Linked DNA regions of Homo sapiens: regions 1, 2 and 3 are each linked to region 4. A link is a contact called in ENCODE Hi-C or POLR2A ChIA-PET data. All regions are on one chromosome and are shown on one strand. The core of a region is the stretch at or near the end of the contact, and the rest is flanking DNA. Distances in the headings are between cores, read along the strand shown. Region 1 overlaps CCDC191 (coiled-coil domain containing 191). Region 2 overlaps GRAMD1C (GRAM domain containing 1C). Region 3 overlaps CCDC191 (coiled-coil domain containing 191). Region 4 holds the start of ZDHHC23 (zDHHC palmitoyltransferase 23).

What was found. Hi-C counts contacts between places; a loop is a spot of excess contacts on that map. ChIA-PET counts read pairs that join two places held with the same protein, here RNA polymerase II (POLR2A). Pooled maps may share reads with other maps.
Region 1: a loop to region 4 is called in a map of B cell, with 4 times the contacts of the local background. The contact joins the enhancer-like site here to the promoter of ZDHHC23 in region 4. A Hi-C loop is called at or near these places in 1 of 168 maps with a recorded cell type or tissue (B cell) and 2 of 50 pooled maps. POLR2A ChIA-PET finds 5 or more read pairs at or near these places in 5 of 52 experiments (BJ, OCI-LY7, WTC11 and 2 more).
Region 2: a loop to region 4 is called in a map of naive thymus-derived CD4-positive, alpha-beta T cell, with 2.9 times the contacts of the local background. The contact joins the enhancer-like site here to the promoter of ZDHHC23 in region 4. A Hi-C loop is called at or near these places in 3 of 168 maps with a recorded cell type or tissue (endothelial cell of hepatic sinusoid and naive thymus-derived CD4-positive, alpha-beta T cell), 1 of 37 single-sample maps with no recorded cell type and 9 of 50 pooled maps. POLR2A ChIA-PET finds 5 or more read pairs at or near these places in 3 of 52 experiments (H1, HCT116 and OCI-LY7).
Region 3: a map of B cell shows a loop between it and region 4 (7-fold over the local background). The contact joins the enhancer-like site here to the promoter of ZDHHC23 in region 4. A Hi-C loop is called at or near these places in 2 of 168 maps with a recorded cell type or tissue (B cell and OCI-LY7) and 5 of 50 pooled maps. POLR2A ChIA-PET finds 5 or more read pairs at or near these places in 3 of 52 experiments (BJ, WTC11 and activated naive CD4-positive, alpha-beta T cell).

Annotation. Positions count from the first base shown.
Region 1 is chr3:113,984,219-113,987,221 of GRCh38, forward strand. All of the region lies in intron 13 of CCDC191 (coiled-coil domain containing 191), which reads right to left. It also overlaps the pseudogene ATP5PBP8. Among named protein-coding and RNA genes, the nearest start is that of ZDHHC23, 38 kb to the left of the region's middle. RefSeq lists enhancers at 1,434-1,513, 1,594-1,643. Within about 2 kb of position 1,498, at least 2 of the 41 ENCODE cell types and tissues checked have a DNase peak (open chromatin) inside an H3K27ac peak, as active enhancers do; they include B cell and OCI-LY7, where a contact is called at or near this core.
Region 2 is chr3:113,911,553-113,914,569 of GRCh38, forward strand. All of the region lies in intron 9 of GRAMD1C (GRAM domain containing 1C), which reads left to right. Among named protein-coding and RNA genes, the nearest start is that of ZDHHC23, 35 kb to the right of the region's middle. Within about 2 kb of position 1,564, at least 2 of the 41 ENCODE cell types and tissues checked have a DNase peak (open chromatin) inside an H3K27ac peak, as active enhancers do.
Region 3 is chr3:114,003,742-114,006,847 of GRCh38, forward strand. CCDC191 (coiled-coil domain containing 191) reads right to left here. Exons shown (of 17, transcript NM_020817.2): 10 at 1,767-2,221; 11 at 896-1,005. All of the region lies in intron 1 of LOC105374048 (a long non-coding RNA gene), which reads left to right. Among named protein-coding and RNA genes, the nearest start is that of CCDC191, 51 kb to the right of the region's middle. RefSeq lists enhancers at 1,634-1,763, 1,994-2,043. Within about 2 kb of position 1,795, at least 3 of the 41 ENCODE cell types and tissues checked have a DNase peak (open chromatin) inside an H3K27ac peak, as active enhancers do; they include B cell and OCI-LY7, where a contact is called at or near this core.
Region 4 is chr3:113,946,689-113,949,435 of GRCh38, forward strand. It overlaps ZDHHC23 (zDHHC palmitoyltransferase 23), which reads left to right and starts at 1,325. Exons shown (of 5, transcript NM_001320466.2): 1 at 1,325-1,502; 2 at 1,998-2,275. The coding sequence starts at 2,115. GRAMD1C (GRAM domain containing 1C) reads left to right here. Exons shown (of 18, transcript NM_017577.5): 18 at 1-486. RefSeq lists an enhancer at 743-1,243 and silencers at 958-1,457, 1,808-1,907.

The DNA of each region.
Region 1 (3,003 bases), core at 248-2,747, 38 kb after region 4:
ACAGTAGGGTTTTTTTTTATCTATGTCATTAGAAAACATGGTACCTCTGTTGGACAATTTGCTGGTACACTCAATGAGCAAAAATACCCGCCCAAATAGAAGAGGTTAAGCAGAGTTCAACCAAACACATCTAGGATACAAATGATTCAGAGAAGTCTCAGAAGGCACTTGTTCAGAAGTGCCACTATCTTTTTGATATCCAGAGGAATAACACTACTATGGCCTTGGAGGTTGCTTACTGGGAAAAGTTATATAAAGCATATAAGGAAGTAAAGAATTGCTTGGCAGAACTTGATGGGTAAAAAGGAATAAGACCTATGAAAATCTGAGTGGAGAAGCACACTGTGTAGAGCATCTTTGTCCAGAAGGAAAAGAAGACAATTGCCATGTGCATTTTATATCTAAAGTTGTCCTCAAAGAAGACTCAAGTATAGCCAGCCTATAAATGCACCTATCTCAATTTAGATAGCTCCAGTTGACTAATGAAATGGAAACTAGTCTATGTGACAAAATCTTCTTATCTATTGCTATGAACTGCAGCTTCTAAAAGGAAAATGTTTGGGCTTGATATAGTGAGAGAAATAAAATGATCTCTTGGTCAGTAATGTATTTTTCACCATTCTTGTTCTGCATAAGTTTTCTTCCAACAAGGAAAAAGCTGGTCATGCAACAAATTAATGACTTTTTGTGAACTGATCAGAGATCTGAAGCTACCCCCAAATTTGGAGAGACAGGCATCTTCAGGGAGGCACAGGACCTAAGCATTTGTTTACCGGAGGCAGAAGCCACTGGATACCATATGAGTAAGACAATTAAACTAGAAATTTTGGTGAACTGATGGAGGCAGACAGTGAGTGGGCCAGCATGAGAAGGTTGAAGCTCCTGGGGATCACAGTCATGGGGGTGCTTCTCATCCCTTTGAAGGCTTTTCTTATAAGAACGCTACCAGGCTCTCACAGAGAAGATCATGGAGAATCCACAGAAAGTTTGCACCATGGTTCTGGCTGGGGAGAGGCACAGCAGCAACTGCAAAATCTTCCCAGAGCATTCTTCCTTAGGAAACAAAAGGTTTATCTGTCCTAGCAACCAACCCAGTACACTGGCAGATTAGCACTGCATCTGAGGGAAGGGGATTCAGGGGATTCTGCCCAGACAAGTCCTCCCTATCTCACTTAGGGGTTGGGGAAGCCTTATTCTCCAGAGGGAAGGTCTTTAAGGTCACAGACTGAGACAGTGGTGGATACCCACTGCGGATAAAGGGAAAAAGGGGGCAGAAAAAAGCTCTACCACTGGAGTGGGAACAGAAATTATCTGAGTGCTTAAAGCTGTGCATTCCAAACACTGAGACTTAATCAGAACAGAGAATGCTCCCCATCGTCCACACCCAATCACCACACTTATATAAGCTTCCAATAATAATAGTGGATTACAGCTGAGAAAGCTGTAAACAACAGATTCTCTCTGGGGAGCAGCACAAAAGGAAGACCCAAAACCAAAAGAGGAAGCAAAAACAAAGTCACTAGAAGACATTAAAGTCTCTGATGTCTACAGCATACAGCAACAAACCTCAACAATGGTGACCACGGCAACAACAAGCTTCAAACATAGCCCAATTCCCGGCTAAATTAGTACAAATCTCCACACTCTAGGCCAACGTGTTGCAGTTTCTATTGCCCTGAACAACAGGTCTGGCCTTCAACAAAAAAATACAAGGCATACCCAAAGACAAGAAATAAATACACCCTGAAAAGATGAGCCAATCATCAGAACAAGGCTCAGATATGACAGAGATGTTGGAACTATCAGAGAGGGAATTTTAAATAACTTCCAAAAATAATGTTAAATGTTCTAATGGAAAAGGTAGACATCATTCCAGATCAGATAGGTAATTTTAGCAGAGACATGGAAACTATAAAAAAAGATTCAAAATAAAAATGCTAGAAATAAAAAAACACATGGTAATAGAGATAAAGAGGCACTTCAACTAGCTTACTGCTAGAAGATACAGCCAAGGAAAGAACCAGCTAACCTGACAATAGGGCAATGGAAATTACACAAACTGAAAGGCAAAAAGAGTGAAAAACAAAATAGTGCATCTGAGAGCTGTGGGATAATATGAAACAATGTAACAATGGCATAACAAATCCCATAAGGAAAAGAAAAAGAATGGGGTAAGTGAAATAATTTGAAGAAATAACGGGCAAACATATTCCAAAATCAGTAACAAAACACAAAATCATATATCCAAGAAGCTTAAGACCACCAAAGCCAAGACCAAACCAACCAACCAACCATACCTAGATATATCATATTCGAACTGCTAAAAATCAAAGACAAAGAAAAAGTCTTGAAGGTAGCTAAAGGGAAAGACCCACATTACCTACTGTCATGAACTGAATGCTTGTGTCCCCCTAAAGTTACTGTGTTGAAGCCCTAACCCCTAGTGTGGCTGTATTTGAACATAGGGCCACTAAGGAAGTAATGAAGGTTAAATGGGGTCCTAGGGTGCAGCCCTAATTGGACAGAATTAATGTCCTTATAAGAAGCGATACCGTGGTGTGCTTGCTTGCTCTCTCTCGCATGCGCTCTCTCCCTCTCCCCTCTGTCTCCAAACAGAAGCACCAAGGAAAGACTGTATGAGGACACAGTGAGAAGAAGCTGTCTGCAAGCCAAGAAGACCCCTTTCCAAAAGCCAACCATGCAGGCACCCTGATCTTGGACTTTGCAGCCTCTAAAACTGTGAGAAAACAAATTTCAGTTATTTATCCACCTAGTCTGTGACATTTTGTTATGGCAGCCTGAACAGAATAAGACACCCACAAAGAAAGAAAGGTAAGAATTACAGTAGATGTCTTGTGAGAAACCAGGCAAGCAAGAAAACAATAGAGTAACATCATTAAGGTGTTGAAAGAAAAAAAAAAAAAACACCTGTCAACCCACAATTCTATATCCGGCAAAAAACATACTTTAAAAGTGAAGGAAAAATAAAGACTCTCAGACAAA
Region 2 (3,017 bases), core at 314-2,813, 35 kb before region 4:
TGGGACCCACCTTATTTAACTTAATTATTTCTTTCCTTCCTTCCTTCCTTCTCCCTCCCTCCTTCCCTTCCCTTCTTCCTTTCTTTCCTTCTTTCTTTTTCTTTCTTTCTTTTCCTTTCTCTCTCTCTTTCTCTCTCTGTTTCTTTCCTTCCTTCCTTCCTTCCTTCCTTCCTTCCTTTTCTTTCTTTCTTTCCTGACAGAGTCTTGCTCTGTCCCCTGAGCTAGAGTGCAGTAGCACGATCTCGGCTCACTGCAACCTCTGCCTCCCGGGTTCACACCATTCTCCTGCCTCAGCCTTCCAAGTAGCTGGGACTACAGGTGCCCACCACCATGCCCAGCTAATTTTTTGTATTTTTGGTAGAGATGGGGTTTCACCATGTTAGCCAGGATGGTCTTGATCTCCTGACCTCGTGATCAGCCCGCCTCGGCCTCCCAAAATGCTGGGACTACAGGCATGAGCCACCGCACCTGGCCAATTAACTTAATTACTTTCTTTAGAGGCCCCATCTCCAAGTACAGCCACACCAGGAGTTAGGGCTTTAACAGAATAATTTGCGGCTACACAAACATTCAGTCCATACCAATAATCTACTTCCTATGGTTAGAGTGAGTTAAAGGGGTAGAGAGAGGCTGGGAATTACCCTAATTGGGCACCTTTAACTCGGAAGGGTTGAAGAAGAGACATCTCCACTGCATTATATATAATACCCAGCACACAATAATATTGTGTTAGTCAATGTAAGCCCATTTCCCAACCATTTTATGTAGATGTAAGTTTACTATGTTAATGTGTTTTCCTTAATATAAAATTTAATTTTTTAAAACATATTTTAAAAACTTCCAAAATATAGATTGTGTGTGTTATACTGCTTTTAGGTTTGAGAAAGATAAAAGATTTTGGTTTTTCTTGGTTGAGCACGGTGGCTCATGCCCGTAATCCCAGTACTTGGAGAGGCCAAGGTGGGAGGATTGCTTGGGCCAGGAGTTTGAGACCAGTCTGGGCAAGACTTGTCTCTACAAAAAATAGAAAATTAGCTGGACATGGTGGTGCATGCCTATAGTCCTAGCTACGCAGGAGGCTGAAGCAGGAGCATCACTTGAGCCCCAGGAGATCAAGGCTGCAGTGAGCTATGATCACACCATTGCACTCTAGCCTGGGCGACAAAAGAGCCAGATCCAGTCTCTTCAAAAAAAAAAAAGATTTAATACTTTTTATGTTTCAGTTTTGAGGATAGATGTTATAGACACTATGATTGTGTTACTTTCTTGTAACCACCAATAGGAGAGAGAAAGGGAAAGAGAAAGAGAAAGCAAAAAATATAATAAAAGTAGTTGTTTAAAGGAAAATTTAGTACAAATTACTTGAGGCTTGTTGTACTTATTAAGTAGGCATTTTAAGGACTCTTTTTCTTAAAATTGTAAGATCCTTGCCATTGAAGTCAATGTAGTGGGAGACATTTGGAAAGATGAAGGGTAACATAGAGACTGCTTTATTAGTGTCCTTACCATTCTTGCTTTAGTATGCAGCTGGGCATGGATTAGTCATACGCTGTTTACCTGAATTTAGGACTTTAGGAAGATCTACTCTGGCCCCCAGTGGCCAAATAGGTAAGTAGCACCAAAACCAGGATTTTTGTTTTCTCTTTCTCACCTGCTTCTTTTATAAGAATGGTCCTTCCAAAGTAGTTTCAGCTGGATGTGGTGGCGCGCGCTTGTAATCCCAGCACTTTGGAAGGCTGAGCCAGGTGGGTCAACTGAGGTCAGGAGTTCGAGACCAGTCTGGCCAATGTGAGGAAAGCCCATCTCTACTAAAAATACAAAAATTAGCTGGGTGTGGTGGCACACGCTTTTAATCTCAAGAGTGAGACTCTGTCTCCAAAAAAAAAAAAAAAAAAAAAAGAATCCTATAAAAGAAACATTATAAGTTGCATAAAGGATAACAATAAAACTGATAAAAATTGTACATATCTAGAAATAAAGAATAATAGTGTATAGATTCATTATTGCACAGGAGCTCTGATCACACTTTGCTCCTTGCAAAGGCTGTTTGGCTTTATAGCAGTAAGAAGGTATATGTAACATTCAGACCTCTGTTTGGGGAGTTTTATTTAAAGTGTATGGCGATTTTTTTCTTATTAGATTATCATTAGATAGCAAATCAAGCGCTCCTACTGGTTTCCCTAAGCACGTTCCAAAATCTTGGACTTGTCATATGTATTAAATGGGTAAAATAATGAATCTGTGTTTTTACTTTTTTAAAGTTGTGAAGTTATGAAGACGGTTGAAGTCAATGAACTGAAGTGACATTTGAAAAGGTCACAAAAAGTAAACCATCCCAGGAGACTGGGGATGTGTGTGTGGGTTTAGAGGGAGTGAGGGAGATTGCAGATCACTTTAAACCAAACATCATTTTATTTAGTGATAGTATATTGATCTACTATAGTAAGCAGGAGAAAGATAACAAGTCAATAAATCAATAAAAATATAACTACAAGTCAGGATAGGTTCTGTGAAGGAAATGAACAAGATCAACAGAATCACCTTTAGTTGTTTTCTTCCTTTGTGAATATTTGAATTATTTTTACAGTGAACATATAATACTTCTGTGTCAGAAAAAGCTGTTTCCCAGGCCTAATTGGAAAGTTACCTCACAAAGCTTAGCAAAATTGCCTAGTTTTGTGATTCATTTCTACGCTGAAGGAGCCATTATTTGAAACTGCAGTAAAGAGTTTTTGCCTACGTAGAGTATTGTTGAAGGGAGAAGCAAATCAATATCTATCTGATATCCATAAGTCCTTTATGCCTCTAGCAAAATAGGGAGACACAAATCATCCAATGAGGGATAAACAGCAGTAGTTGGGGATGAAGCCAGAGCTAGCAGAGTTTTTCTGATCCATAGACTATTGCCCTTTGATTTAACCTGACTAATATTGACAGATGCTTTACCCAGATCATTCTTAGAGCTTGATTTCTGAAACATGGGGAGCTTTTGCAGCAATTTTTATTCTGTATCGATG
Region 3 (3,106 bases), core at 545-3,044, 58 kb after region 4:
TTAATAGGAATTGACTGCAGGCACAGTGTCTTTCATTTGTAATTACTTCTTGTTAAACCAGCAATCTTGTCACAGGTAAAAAATCAAATTTACAAACCACAATATAATTGTCAAAGTGCCAACCACCACATGCAAACATAAGTACAGTGAAGGACTAAGCATATAGTAAAAACAATTAGCAGATTCACTAGGTGGGTTCTGAAGAATGCTTCTATTCGTATAGTTTAGTTTAAATAAGGGTTTCTGGCCAGGTGCAGTGGTTCATGCCTATAATCCCAACACCTAGGGATGTTGAGGTGGGAGGACTCCTTGAGGCCAGGAGTTTGAGACCAGCCTGGGCAACACAGGAAGACCCTGCCTGTACCAAATAAATAAATGTTTCTAGATGCATCAAAAATGTTATCAAATTAACATATCTGGTTTGTAGGTTTTATTACTAAAATCCTATCAACAAGTTATAATATTATAAAATAATAACTTATCTTGGATTACTGTAAACTGATCAAATTTGAACATTAACAAAGTACAATGACAGGTGTCCTTTATCAGTGTTTGTCCTTGGCAGTTACTCAGAGTTTTCTCATTTGTGTAATTATTCCTTTTTTTTTCACAATCCAAATCTCAAATTACAGAAAAATGATATACCTTTCAGCTATGTTTTTTTGTGTGTGTGTTGGCTGGGAATGCCAAAAAGGTTGGCAAAAGGGGCAGGAAAAAAGTAGTGGGGCTCTCTGGTGTACTCCACTCCTCACATGTCTACCATTCTGAGATTTTTGATGTCAGGTTCTGCCAAGTCTCAAAACCTCAAGAGTTGCCAGAATTCAGTCCCAGTGTACACATTCTACTCTAGGAGAGAAGATAACAACCACCAAGGCCACCACCGAGACAGCCCTGCCTTTTAGTATGGGATGCGGTGTCATCAATTGCTTTGGTTTCCTTCTGAGTCCAGAAAGAGAATTTCGGGAGTCACTTCTGCCTTCAGTCCCAGGGGAAGCAACAGGTGAACTAGGGAAAAAATAAAGGAAAGGAATTTAGACTACTAACCAGTTTCCTTCAAACTCCTTTGACCTGAGATGCTCAAAGCCTTTTACAGACCTTAATGAATCCCTACTCTCTGAGATAACTACATATTATATCCACTCCATAAATATGTGTAATGAGGTATGGAAAGGTTGTGTGATCGGCATGAGTCTACACAGTGAGTCAGGTACTGTGACTCCCATCCTAATGCTTCAAATCCATAGGTGTCACCACATCTTATCCTACCATTTACCACATGCAATGAGTATGTCTCAAGCACAACTGAAACCATCTTACGTGGCTTTTGAGAAACTTGGGCTCTTATTTGAGGCTCAAAGATGTTTTGTTTTATCCCTAACAACTACAAATTTAAGCTAGGAAATAAGCCAGCCCAGGGGCTGCTCCATGTGGACCTGATGTTGTCTGACTTGGCTTCTCAGCACTTAACATAGCTAGAAACCCAGAAATAGAGCAAGACAGCATTTTTCTCTTTAACTGGCATAGTAACAGAGATCCTCAAAGGCAGCCGTGACCCAAATGCTAACAGTATAACTGGATCCTTACAGGCATCCTTGACTATCTGTGCCTGTCATATACTAGTCATAACTAGGCTTCTTTGCTTTGAGAGTGCAAAATCAAGGAAAAGGAACAATCATGGGGCTCAGAAGCAGGGCAAAGAAGCTCAGGAGCCCAAAGTGAAAAACCCCTTAAAATGAGTCCAGCGAGTTCTGATAGAACAGACATACTTCACAAGCATCTGGCAGGTTCTTGGTTCCTCTTCTCTGGGCTTTGACAGCAGGTGGCTCTGTGCTTCTGTGACTGCTAAGGCATGCTCTGCTGCCCACTGAGCCTCTGCCAGCTGCAGGTTTTTCTTCAGCTCGAGAATTGTTTTCTGCTGTTCCTGAAGTTTCTTCTTTTGCTTCTCAATCAGCTGTTGCTGGAAGACATGGCGGTTGTGGAAATGACCCAAGCAAAGCGGTTCTGCTTTCTGGCTGGTAGTTCTGAGTGTCTCGTTGCTGCCAGGCTGTTGAGAGGGTTCAGCACCCAGGGTCTTGTGCTGCTTATTGCCAGGTGCACTCAGAGAGACATTCTGAAGGGAACCCTGCAAGTTGCCTGTTGTTGTTCTTCCCAGGGGAGGACTGAGCATACAACCACTGCTTCCCAAGGGAGGCTTTTCCCACAAAGGGGGCACAGCAGTCTCCTGAGAGAGAGAAACATGTTATAGCTCAACTATTTAAAGGACTGTGCTGATGAAATCCAACATTTATGAGGTCAGTATTGTTTTGTTTAATGGCACAACTGCCATGTATTGCAGGTAAAGGTGGTCTGTGCTCCTGGCCTGGCTACCTCAGAGGCCACCACTCTTAAAACATGCATTGCTGCTCACCATGAAAACTGGGAGAGTGGCCGGCTGTGGTGGCTCATGCCTGTAATCCCAGCACGTTGGGAGGCCGAGATGGGCAGATGACTTAAGGTCAGGAGATTGAGATCAGCCTGGCCAACATGGTGAAACCCTGTCTCTACTAAAGGTACAAAAGTTGGCCAGGCATGGTGGTACGCACCTGTAATCCCAGCTACTCAGGAGGCTGATGCAGGAGAATCGCTTGAACCTGGGAAGTGGAGGTTGCAGTGGGCTGAGATTGTGCTACTGAACTCCAGCCTGGGCAACACAGCGAGACCCTGGCTCAAAAAAAAAGAAAACTGGGAGAGTGGCTACAGCTGTATGAACCATTGCCATGGGCCAGGACATTCGTAATAGCAAAAATCTTCTCTTATAAATTTCTAATTTGGACAGTTCATTTGTGAATTAGGCAAGGTTACTCCAGATATATATATATATATATATATATATATATAAATATATATATTTTATATATAAAAAACATGAATTTAATATGCATAAATTGACTCTGAATTTTAGTGGAAATTTGAAGATGTTGTGGCAAAGGATATATTCTTTCTCGAGAATGTCTGAAAACCAAAGAATATCTTTACAAATGAATAATATATCTCTTTTCTTTCAATGCCTCTCCTGACACTAGTAAATTAATCATATGCCATAGTATAGGATATTTAGTTATTTCAG
Region 4 (2,747 bases), core at 75-2,574:
GTATACATTCTTACTGTTTGAACAACTATTGCCTTTAATTAAATGTTTCATTTTTCTCCAGAGTCCCCAAAGCCACATGGCATTATTATAGTCATTTTTGAGATGCCTGTAGAGAATGAAAGTATTGACTCCGTTAGAGGGAAAATGGGTTTCTCTGGGTGAATTCCAACGAAGCATACCTAGGGGTAACAGTGAACCTACCTGGGTTTGTTTTGTTTTGGTAAGGATTTATGTAGTGTCTGGCTGTAAGCAAGAATGAGTGGATTATAAACTTGAAGATTTCTCTGTTAAAGTCACAAAAATGATCGACAAACAATATTTTTGTGATGTTTATTTAAACGTTGTATTTTATAACATACTTCAAGGAAGAGTATCGAAGTAAGTTGCTTTATAAATTAAGACTAAATTCGTATGGATGCAGAATTCAATTAATAAAATTTGAGCCTGTTACGTAAATTGAATATTAATAAAATTGAAAATTTCTGAGTTGTAGTTTTTCTTCTTTTTCTACTTAAAAACAAAACTAGAAAGCCTGCGGTAGTGAAACGTGTACATGGGCCCACACTCTTTAAAGAAATTTTGTGCAATAATAAAACCCAAAAAGGACTCTCATCTCAGGGCAGTTTCATCTCAAATACACAGACGACTGGAACAAAAGTACTAGCGAGGCCTGCTGGTCCAATGTAAAGGCTGCTAGCCAGAAATCATGAAACGAACAGGTTGCTAAATGAACAGATCCGGCAGCAGTGATGGGCCTTTAAGAGAAGGTCAGCGAAACTGGGGGAGGTACTTGGATAACATTTTGCGGTGGAAAGCTCCCTCACCGCCTGTTGCCGGAGTCTGAATGAAGGCTGGCGGCTCCACGGTCTCACGTAGTTCGGAAATCCTCCGGGTTCCCGGGTTTCCCGTATTTCCGTCTCCGCACCTCGTCCGCACCCCGGGGCTCCGGAGGCTGTCCCACCGGCGCGCCGCCCGCAGGCACCGGCGGCGCCCGGCTGCCGCCTCTGGGGCGGGGCGGGGCGTGGCGTGGCGGGGCAGGCCGGAGGTGCGGGACCCACCTCCTGCCCCTGCCTCCTGGACGCGCTCTCGGGAGCCGATTTTCCCCTTCCCGGCGCCAGGGCCGCGGGCCAGGAGGAGGAGCCTCGCCCGCGGGCACCGCGGGGAGGCGGGCGGCGCACGTGCGGACAGGCGGGGAACCCCGGCGCCGGGGGCGGGGCACCCGGAAGCGCGCGTGGACCTGGCGCACCGAGCCGGGCGGGCGGAGGGGCGGTTGGGACGGCGCGGGGAGGCGGGCGCGCCGCCCGGGCCGCGGCGGGCTGTGGTCACAGGTGGGCGGCTGCGGCGAGGGAGCGGCCGAGCGGAGCCCGGGTCCCGGAGACTCCTGCCGTCACGCCCGGGGCTCCGCGTAGCAGAGATCGGGAGACGCGTCTGTGCCTCCGGGGAAGCCGACCCATCTCCCCTCCGCCTCTTTGGCTGCAGTTGCACCTCCGGCCAGAGGGCAGGTAACTTCCCTTCCAAGGTCATTCTCCTGGCGGGGTGGTGCGCGAGGCCCGCCCACGTCCTCCGGATTGGCGGGGGCGGGAGAGGCGCACCCTGCAAGGGGCCCGACCAGTTGGGCTGGACCGCGACCCCTGAGCACTGCCAGGGAGCCTGGTGTGTCAGCCGCTGCTAGCGGGCATATGCTTCGCCTTTCCCTATAGCCCCGAGGCTGAGTTCCCACCAGCGCCCAGGCTTGGAGCGGAGACCGCTCGGCCCTCCCAGCCTGCACCCGCAGGTGAGCGCAACCGCCCGCGCCCCGGCTGTCCCGGACGCGTGGTCGGCTGTCGCCATAGGAACGGCTGGTGCCCAGACGGCGCCTGCCCAGGCTGGGAAGGGGCGGTGAAGGCAGCTCAGACCTCCAAGAACCCTGGAGCCCCCTGTGTGGCCAGGCGGAGCCACAGAAGCCTGATGAAAACGGGACCCCCTCCCCCTCTCTCTTCTCATTTTTGATTGCTCAGGCGTTGGAGGTTAAGCAGAGAGAGAGAGGCGTGGACCTATTTACGAGATGTAAGTTGTGTTCTTTCCACCTTTACCTTCTGAGGGCTTCTTACGCCTCATGGTGACAGGTGCAAATCATGACACAGAAGGGCAGTATGAAGCCTGTGAAGAAAAAGAAAACCGAAGAACCTGAATTGGAGCCCCTGTGCTGCTGCGAGTACATAGATCGGAATGGGGAAAAGAACCACGTGGCTACTTGTTTGTGTGATTGTCAAGATCTGGATGAAGGGTGTGATCGGTAAGAACAGAGCATTTCTTGACGCTGGCCCCATCACCCTTCTGAGAACTGCCATGTGTACTTTCAACCTAGCCACCCAGAATGCTAGAATTTGCTCTTGATTCTATTTCCAAGCATCTAAAATGAGAGTTGGCTTCTGTGTCAAGTGTGAGGATTTTAGAAAGATGGATTACGCAGTAGTGCACAGCTGTCTGTCTGCTCTGTTTTATAGGATATTATTTTTCGTTTAAAGAGAGATGAGGGAGAGAACAGGCAGTTTAAAGGGATAGTAGGCAAGTTAGTATAAAATAAAATGCAAGCCAGCAGAATCTGTAAGTTTAAAATGAACACAATAGTTCCAGAAAGTTCCTGCCTTCTCAGAGGTCTCAGCATTTAGAGACTGACTACTTGGGACTGGGTGGCACCTGACCACAGAGGGCCTTGTGGGTTGAAATTTCATTTTCCTGCTGTTAGTACTGGTCTTGCCCCTTGT